2 separate regions of the Homo sapiens genome follow, and region 1 is linked to region 2. A link is an interaction called in ENCODE POLR2A ChIA-PET data of the cell type or tissue named here. Cell type or tissue: MCF 10A. All regions are shown on one strand.

Evidence for each region. ChIA-PET counts read pairs that join two places held together with the same protein. Peaks named below come from ENCODE experiments on the same cell type or tissue, not always from the same donor. Only the 100,000 strongest peaks of a DNase experiment are listed, where the experiment ranks them.
Region 1: POLR2A ChIA-PET joins it to region 2 with 5 read pairs; 2 of 35 experiments call an interaction of 5 or more read pairs at or near these places.

Annotation. Positions count from the first base shown.
Region 1 is chr1:202,281,067-202,286,066 of GRCh38, reverse strand. All of the region lies in intron 6 of LGR6 (leucine rich repeat containing G protein-coupled receptor 6), which reads right to left. Among named protein-coding and RNA genes, the nearest start is that of UBE2T, 58 kb to the left of the region's middle. In MCF 10A, no CTCF peak of the experiment used is centred here; DNase peaks (open chromatin) are centred at 1,876, 2,536 and 3,306.
Region 2 is chr1:202,053,811-202,058,810 of GRCh38, reverse strand. No RefSeq gene overlaps it. Among named protein-coding and RNA genes, the nearest start is that of ELF3, 46 kb to the right of the region's middle. In MCF 10A, no CTCF peak of the experiment used is centred here; DNase peaks (open chromatin) are centred at 490, 1,690 and 2,040.

The DNA.
Region 1 (5,000 bases), 230 kb before region 2:
GCAAATGTTCTTACAAGAAGAGGAGACACACAGAGGAGAGACACAGAAGAAAACAAAAAAGGCAACGTGAAGATAGAGTAAGAGATTGGAGTGATGGGTCTACAAGTCAAGGATTGCCACCAGACACCAGAAGTGAGGTGAGAGGCATGGAATAGATTCCGCCTCAAACCCTCCAGAAGGCACCATCCCTGCTAACACCTTGATTTTGGACTTCTGACCTCTAGAACTGTGAGAGAATAAGTTGCTGTTTTTTTAAGCCACTAAATTTGTGATAATTTGTTATGGCAGCCACAGGAAATTAACACAGTAGTCATGCCTTGACTGCCTGGAAATTCCCATCCATCCTACAGAGGAGATGAGACACAGCATGGACCACTGTGAAATGACACTTCTGGGTAACATCCTCCCGGCCACCTTAGGACACATTCCATCCAACATTAAATGGGAGGACAGGAAAGGAAGCCGACATAAATCAAGCACCTATAATGTTCCAGGCATCACGTGAAGTCATCTCATTTAATGCGATCCTTGCCAACAATCTTCTCAATTGAAAACTATTATCCCCATTTTCTATCTGTGGAAATCGAGGCTCTTGAGAAGTCAGGTGACTTGCACCTGTCACATGCTGGTGGCAAAGCCAGGATTTGAATCTAAGTCTGCTAAGTCAAGATGAATCCTCATTCTACCCTGGGAAGAACCCTGAGCCCTGGGAGGACCTCGATGGAAGTCCACCTGGTTTCCTGTCCCTGGCCAAAGGCTGACATCAGGGCCAGGAGTAAGGGGTGGCCAGATACTCTCAGAACCAAGTCAGAGCCAGTTTCCTGTTGGCATTAATGGTTTCAAAGACACACACAGAGAGGAACATTTTCTAGCTACAGTTGCTGTTGAAGTAAAAATGTTCTGTGGAAACAGATCACCAGAGCATCCATCACCAGAGGAGATTTGATGTGGAAGGTACAATTTTGTATTATAAGGCAGAATTCAATACATTTCTTCTTTGCCCTCTTCCTGTCCCAGGCCCCTGTTGAATGCTGGTCCTGATTTAGAGAGAGAGCTGGGGCCAGAAGATTTCTGTTCTCACTATGGCCCCAGGCTCTCCTCCAAAGGGAAGTGTCCAGCCAGCACAGGGCTCCAGTTGGGCCTGATTTGTTTAGTGAGGTTATAACAAGGCCCAAGGAGCATCACCCAGGCCCAAGAGAGGTGAGACACTATTGTCCCCGGGGTCCATCCTGGGCCCTGTCCCCTCCTGGGTTCTAGCTGAGATTCAGCCATCAAGTTCCCAGATCTAGAGCATGAGGGTGGGCCCTTTAGGATGCAATTGTGTTTGCTCGACCTTTTTTTTTCTTGCGAAGATTTTCAAAGATCATTAGCTGTCAGGCTAGACTAGCTCGTCATGGCCTCCAGGCACACATTTCCAAACACTGACCTAGGGTTTCAGGTCCTGAGACCTCCTGGGAAAACCTTCCTAGAAATGTTCTTCACCATGCTCTCTTATCTCTCAGCCTAGATACCTGGGAAGTCCTATGATTGATCTGACCTTGACGGAGCTAGTGCTAAGTGAAGCAACGTATTACAAAGCAAGAGGTATGGTTTCTAGTGGTTTACCGTCACTTGCAAATTACAGTGACATGGGCAACTCACCCCCAAATACCTACATTTGGTCTGATCTGGTTAAGTGGAAATACTACTTCACAGTCTGGGGACTAGACCACCTCTGATTCTCAATTTCCCAGCAAGTTCGGGTCATCCTCATTGTGGAAGTAGAAAGGAGTTGTGGATGCAGGATGGAGCATGACCTGTCTGCTTCTGGCTGAGGTTTCTTGGCAAAGTCTGGAATGATGATGACTACATCAGGAGAAATGTCCTGGGAGCTTCCTTCCTACGAGGTCAGACTTTCCCAGAGGGCAACAAGGTTTCTGTAGGAAGGGGGTGGGGCGGGTGGAGTTGGCACGATTTGTTCTGCTAAACAAGAGAGGTCTTAACAGTGCCCATCCCCTGAACCCTGCCCAAATGACTTGGATTTGCTGGCTCTTTTGGAGTAAAAGAGAGCATGGTGTATGTCTCTCACACTTTCTCCCCATCTCTGAGGTAGCCCATTGTGCAGATGAAGGAAGTGAGGCTCACAGAGGTGAAGTTACTTCCTCTGGCTGACCCAGCTTGCAGGGGCAAAGCCAGGGTTGGAAGCCAAACAGCCTGGTCTCCAGAGCTGAGGGCATAACAGAGGGTGTGTTGCTGCAGGTGCATTTGTGATGGGCATTTCTGTGCTGTGCTGGGTTGTGGGGTGGGGCTGCCTACGTGGAGTGAGGGTCATGTAGGGCTTGAAACATGTGGCACGTGTGCTGCACGTGCACATGATTGGCTGTGCAGTTCCAGATGCCTGTGTGACCACGTGTGTGCATGCCCGCACCTGGCCCCTCCTCCCCAGGTGGTATGGCTGGGGGCCGCTTTCCCCACTTAGAGGAGTCTGCAGAGGAGCCAAACCACAGCTCCAGCCAAACCGCAGCTTGGGCCGCAGGGGTTTGATCTTCCCTCTGCTGCCGGAGATGAGAGAAGTCTAAGTGGCAGAGATTTATGGGGCCTGAGGGAGAAATACCCTTCCAGTGAGAAGCTCACATGAAAAGCTCCAGAGACTGCAAAGCGTGCCAATTATGCAACAATTAAAAGGTTTGACTATCATTTCTTTCTCCTTTTATTCTCCCATCTACTCCTCCCCCTGCCACATCTGGCTGCCCCTGCAGGCTCCCCAGCAAATGCTCTGGGGAACAGAGGATAAAGAACACACTTTTCCCCTTTTTAATTGGAGATCAAAAGTTGGAAGAAGAACTCACCCCTCAAGGGCAGGAAGAAGGGGGTATTGTTGAGATGGAGGCCCTCAGAGGAGGAGATGGGAAAGGAGAAAGGAGTGTAGGGCAGGCTCCTATACAGCTTGTCAGGGTTTGTAAGAATTTTACACACATCATCTCACTTAATCCACAGGCCAACCCTGTAAGATTAGTTAACTATTACTGGCATTATGTTTCAGATTAGAAAACGGAGACTCACAGAGGCAAATGATTTTACCAAGGTCACACAGCTGGTAGAAGTGGCACTGTACCCCAGGCTGTCTGATGCCAAGGGCTTTGCCACCAGGCTCCTAGCCTTGGCTTTCCCATTGGTAAAGTGGGTGCAGGCCCTGGGCTTTGTGTGATGGAATCAAGTGCTCCTGTAGATGAAAGGTACAGTGGGCGCTTAGCGGCAGGATTGCTCTGTAATTCAGCCAGCATCAGCTGAGCCAAATGCCCTGCGCGGCAATCCAGTGGCTAATTGAGAAAGAATTAGGCAGTGTGCCCCAAAAGTGAAGAAACAGCTGCTAGTTGGTTTTTTAGAGGCGCCAACACATAGTCAGTGTATGTACCCCCTCCCCACCTGATTTCCCAGCAAAGCTAACAGCGCCCACACTCCAGGGTTCATGGCATTGGACTCCCTCCTGCCCTGCTCATCCATGGCAACTCCAAACACTGCCCTAAAAGCTCTTATATCTCCTGAGGGAAGGTGGCTGTGGGCACACAGGCTTTTGCAGGGTAATGAGCACCATCTCTTACATCTAGGATTCCCCCAAACAGCTGGCACATAGCAGGCTCACACAGTTCACATTTGACCCAGACAAAAGAGGACAGCAGGCTCTCCCCCAGGGACTTTCATGTATGTTTTCTCATTAATGCACCCTAGATCTGCTCTGTCTCTAACTGAGGGAGTAACTCTGGGCAGGCCATGACACCTCCCCGGACATCAATTTTCTCAGATGTTGATTGAGTGGGCTAGACTGTCCAGAGTTAACTGCCCAGCTGTCTATGACAGCTAGAGAGGGAGGAACATGTAGCCCAAGTCACGCACAGTGGCAGGAAGAGGTTCCAATTTTCCTGCCTCCAGGCTGGGGCATGTCCCCCACACCTCAGTCCTCAGTCTTCCGGAGGGTGAGCATGCCGGCAAAGCTGGGCTGGCTCTGCCATTTCTCCCGCTTCAGGCTAAGCCCAAGAAAGCAGCCACACTTCTGGGTCTTGTGCCCACAGGAAAAAAGAGTGGAGCTTGGGTCTCAGCCTCCCTATTACTTTTCCCTGCACCACCACAAATGCCATTAGCCCAGGCCTCCTGGGATAAGTTTTCCCAAATGGTTTTCCCCAGTACATTGCTTCCCAGATCACAGCTTGACTCAGCATTTTCTCCTCTGCTGCTTCGGATTCTTGAAAACCCCTCACCTCAGGATTGATGTCCTGGGGTATATGTGGGAGGGGGTGGAGAATAAGGGGGGTTGGTTATGGAGGGCAAGGTGGAGCAAGTGGGGGGTAAGAGAAACTGTGAGCATCCCCCTGACACCATGAGCTCTACCCCAACCTCAGTGGCTCATACTTGGTGACCTGGGGGTCCTTCTCTCCCCATCGACCCTCTCCGAGGCCTGTACCAGGTGGCCATGGCAGCCAGCTCCCTCATGGATGCTGAGGGACCCCAGCTGGCAGAAACGGCCACACTTGGAGAGCCCAGCCAGTTGTTTGCTCAAGTGGGGCCCACTCAGCCCACTGTGTGGGGACTGGCAGGACTCCACAGGAAATGATGGGAGGGTTTGGGTGTATTCTGACCTTAACTGAATTCCAGGATGATGATGTGTGAATAATATGGCTTTTTGAGAGTCAACAGCTTGGGTGCTTCTTATAGTAAGGCTAGAGTGCTCAATGGGCCATCTCCCCATTAATCATTTAGCTAGTTCGATCAATTGGCAAACAGTCCCAGCATTACTCTGCAGTATTACTCTTCCTTCTGTCAGCAGCCACCCTTACACAGATGTCAAAACTGCCATCAAGTCAGCCCCAGCCCCACCCCCATGCCTTCTATTCCCCGGGCTTCATATTTTAATTCCTTGAGCTTCTTGCAGTTCCCATTTCTGTCCAGAATTTTCATTATTTTGGTGGTCTCTGCCCACAGGGAGATCCCAGGTTCCTACTCCCTGGGCCATTCTGAACTCCCAG
Region 2 (5,000 bases):
CTCTGGCCCCTGAGGGCATGACTGGATTTCACAGGCTACACAGGCTCCAAGGGAAGCAGCACCCTCAGGGCTGGGCTAAATTTAACTGAGGCCAGAAAGTGAAGAGTGTTTGGTGGAGGGTGGGGAGACAGTAGGAGGGTAGATCAAGGGAGAGGAAACCCCATCACAGTAGGCTTGGGCTTGTAGGAGAACAGAGATGACCAGAGGGACTGAGAATTACAGCACTGTGGGTGTAACTGCAGCAGGCATGGTCCACATTGGTAGCTGGCAATGAGATTGGTTGGTTCCCCAGACTTTGTTTGTTCCTTTGACATCCAGGCTTTGCATGAACAAACACCCATGTCCCCTTCTCAGAAAATTGCCCATCCCCTTGTTGGAATTCTTCTATTAAGACAAAATCTCCCTTCCAGTGACCTATGCTCAGTGGTTCCTGTTTTTTATTTGTTTTTTGAGACAGGGTGGCCCAGCCTGGAGTGCAGTGGTGTGAGCATGACTCACTGCAACCTCAACTTCCCAGGCTCAAGTGATCATCCCACCTCAGCCTCCTGAGTAGCTGGGATCACAGGCATGTACCACCACACCCAGCTAATTTTTTAGTTTTTTTTGTACAGACAGGGTTTCGCTATGTTGCTAGGCTGGTCTCGAATTCCTGGGCTCAAGCGATCCTCCTGCCTCAGCCTCCCAAAGTGCAAGGGTTTCAGACATGAGCCACAGCACCCAACCATGCTCAGTGGTTCTTGATTTACCTTCTGGTCAGCTACAATGCAGGGTACATGACTTCTGTGCTTCCTCACTTTGAGCATTGAAAGCTTTTTACCTGGTCATACCAAACCTTGGCAAGAACAATTTCACCAGCCACCAATGAGAAGGGTCACTTCTGCAGTGGGTCTTTAAAAAAAATAGGCCCGGGTTTTCTTTTTAATATGATGTTGTTTTGTTTGTTTGAGATGGAGTCTCGTTCTGTTGTCCAGGCTGGAGTGCAGTGGCGTGATCTCAGCTCACTGCAACCTCTGCCTCCCAGGTTCAAGTGATTCTCATGCCTCAGCCTCCTGAGTAGCTGGGATTACAGACGTGCACCACCATACCTGGCTAATTTTTGTATTTTTAGTAGAGACAGGGTTTCACCATGTTGGCCAGGCTGGCCTCGAACTCCTGAACTCAGATGATCCACCCGCCTCGGCCTCCCAGGGTGCTGGGATTATAGGTGTGAGCCACCTTGCCCGGCAATTTTTGTTTTTTTAGAAGAGATGGGGTTTCACCATGTTGGCCAGGCTGATTTTAAACTCCTAACCTCAAGTGATCCACCCACCTCGGCCTCCCAAAGAGCTGGGATTACAGGCATGAGCCACCATGCCCAGCAACCCCTTCTTAAATTAACCCCTTGTAGTATAGTAGAGCTTGTCTCTCCAGATAAAGGGCTGTAGGGAAGGAAACCAGACGGGGCAGTTTTCCTGGCTCCCCACCTACCTCATTCCCCCAGGATATGTTTCCAGTGAGCATCCCAGAGTCCCCCAGGCCACCCCAATTAATCTTGTTAATGGGCCCTCCTGGGGAACCTGTCTCCTCCCATGACCCTGACCAGATCAAGGCAGGAGGCACTAGGCAGCACTGTGCGGCCCCGCCCTCTGCAGTTACAGTTGCCCAGCTGAGCGCTTTGTTAGGTTCGTGACTCCAGTCTATCTGGTGACTAGAGTCTGTTTGCAGAGTGCTGGCACCCGGTGCGGCTCACAGAGCTGACATTCTGCTCCACTCTCTGGCGCCAGGCCCACGCCACCACGCCCGCCCATGCCCCAGAGAGGCTGGCTCAGGTTACCCCTGTGCACCCATGGTTCCCCAGGAGGCCCAGGGCTGGGTAGGAGGGTCCTGCCCCACCCCGCAGGTGGCATGGGTGCTTGAGGAACACAGAAGGGCCTCACCTGAGGTCTCTGGGAGAGCCATGAGGATGTGCAGCGGCCTTAGTTGTCATAGATACCAGAATCTGGGCGCAGCCCCACTTCCCATTTCCCAAGCTTCACTGTGTGGGCCTCACAAAGCCACTTGGGGCTTGTCCATACTTGCCCTGTGCACGGAAGTCTAGCATCAGTGCCAGCCTCGGCCCATCCCTATCTTGACCACGCTAAGCTGGGAAAAGCCTTCCAGATCTAAATAGCAACTGCAGCCAGGCGTGGTGGCTCACGCCTGTAATCCCAGCACTTTGAGAGGCAGAGGTCGGCGGATCACCTGAGGTCAGGAGTTTAAGACCAGCCTGGCCAAAATGGTGAAACCCTGTCTCTACTAAAAATACCAACATTAGCCAGGTATGGTGGGGCACGCCTGTAATCCCAGCTACTTGGGAGGCTGAGGCAGGAGAATCACTTGAATCCAGGAGGCAGAGGTTGCGGTGAGCTGAAATTGCACCACTGCACTCCAGCCTGGGCGACAGAGTGAGACTCTGTCTCAAAAAAAAAAAAATAGCAACCTCAGTGACCATTGGTCTTCTGTGAGTGTGATGTTTTGGCCTCCTGTGCTCACTGTTGCATTACCATCCTCTCAGCAAACGCCTGGACTCTGTTGTTGCCGCCTGTATTTCTTATGCCTCACAGCTCATTCATCAGCAAATTCTTTCAGCTCCACCACCAAAATATAATCCTAGCCTGTCCATTTCTCACTACCTCCCCTGCTCCATCCCGGTCCAAGGCACCATTGTCTCCACCCTGGAGGCCTGCAGTAGCCTCTTAACGGCTGTCCCACCTACACTCTTGCTCCTGTCTATCTTCACATGGCCACCAGAGTGAGCTTTTAAACATGGAAATCAGGCCAAGTGAGGTGGCTCACACCTGTAATGCCAGCACTTTGGTAGGTCGAGGCGGGAGGATCACTTGAGGTCAGGAATTCAAGACCAGCCCGGCCAACATGGTAAAACCCTGACTCTACTAAAAATACAAAATTTAGCCAGGCATGGTGGCACACACCTGTAATCCCAGTTATTCAGGAGGCTGAGGCAGAAGAACAGCTTGAACCCAGGAGGTGGAGACTGCAGGGAGCCGAGATTGTGTCACCACATTCCAACCTGGGTGACAGAGTTAGAATCCATCTCAAAAAAAAAAGGCCGGGCACGACGGGCACGATGGCTCACTCCTGTAATCCCGGCACTTTGGGAGGCCAAAGCGGGCAGATCACCTGAGTTAAGGTGTTCAAGACAAGCCTGGCCAACATGGTGAAACCCCATCTCTACTAATAATACAAAAAAATTAGCCAGGTGTGGTGGCACACGCCTGTAATCCCAGCTACTTGAAAGGCTAAGGCAGGAGAATCACTTGAACCCGGGAGGCAAAGGTTGCGGTGAGCCAATATCATACCATTGCACTTCAGCCTGGGTGACAAGAGTGAAACATCGTCTCAAAAAGAAAAAAGAAAAAAAAAATAGATTGGATGACTCCCTGTCTTAAAATTGTGGCTTCTCATCTCCCATAGAATAACACCCCATCTCTTTGCTCTGGCGTGCAAGAGCCTATGCATTCTGGTCCCCTGTGGCTACCTCCTCAGTCTCGTCGGGTGCCACCATGTATTCACTGGCCTTGGCACACAACTTCCCTGTTTCCCCAAAACACCCAGCTTGCTCCTGTCTCAAGGCCCACCTGCTGTTTCCTCTTTCCTCTGCTTCTCACCAGACAGGTCTCAGTTCAAATCTCACCTATTCAGAGAGCCTCTGCCCAGCACCCTATCTAAAATAGATCCCCTTCCCAACCCCACCCCACTTTCCAGCACTTCACCCAGCCATCTTGTCTTCAAAGCCCTTATCCACCAGAGATTATCCAGTGTCTTTCTGTACTTGTTTACTATCTGTCCCTCACCAGCCCCAGTGTAAGCTACTCAAAGGCATATCTTTTTTTTTTTGGAGATGGTGTCTTGCTCTGTTGCCCAGGCTGGAGTGCAGTGGTGCAATCTCAGCCCACTGCAACCTCTGCCTTCTGGGGTCAAGCGATTCTCCTGCCTCAGCCTCCCGAGTAGTTGGGATTACAGGTGTATGCCACCACACCCGGTTGATTTTTGTGTTTTTAGTAGAGATGGGGTTTCACCATGTTGGCCAGGCTGGTCTTGAACTCCTGACCTCAGGTGATCCACCCACCTCGGCCTCTCAAAGTGCTGGGATCACAGGCATGAGCTACCGCACCCGGCCCAGATCTGTTTTTTTAAAATAACTTTTATTTTAGGTTCAGGGGTACATGTGCAGTTTAGTTATTAGGTAAACTTCTGTCACAGGAGTTTGTGGTACAGATTATTTCATCACCCAGGTATTAAGCCTAGTACTCAATAGTGATTTTTTTCTGCTCCTCTCCCTCCTTCCAGCCTCCCCCTCAAGGAGGCCCCGGTGTCTGTTGTTCCCCTGTTTGTGTCCATGTGTTCCCATCATTTAGCTCCCACTTGTAAGTGAGAACATGTGGTATTTGGTTTTCTGTTCCTGCATTAGTTCGTTTAGGATAATGGCCTCCAGCTCCATCCATGTTCCTGCGCAAGATGTGATCTCATTATTTTTTTTTTGGCTGCGTAGTATTCCATGGTATACATGTACCACATTTTCTTTATTCAGTCTATCATCGATGAGCATTTAGGTTGATTCTTTGTCTTTGCTATTGTGAATAGTGCTGTGAGGAACATACGCATGCATGTGTCTTTATGTAGAATGCTTTCTAGTCCTTTGAGTATATACCCAGTAATGAGACTGCTGGGTCGAATGGTATTTCTGTTTCTAACTCTTTGAGGAATTCCCACACTGCTTTCTACAACGGTTGTACTAATTTACATTCCCACCAACAGTGTATCAGCATTCCCCTTTATCTAGAAATCTTACCAGCATCTGTTATTATTATTATTTTTTTTTTTTGAGAGGGAGTCTCGCTTTGTCACCCGGGCTGGAGTGCAGTGGCGCAATCTCAGCTCACTGCAACCTCTGCCTCCCGGGTTCACGCCATTCTTCTGCCTCAGCCTCCCAAGTAGCTGGGACTACAGGCACCTGCCAC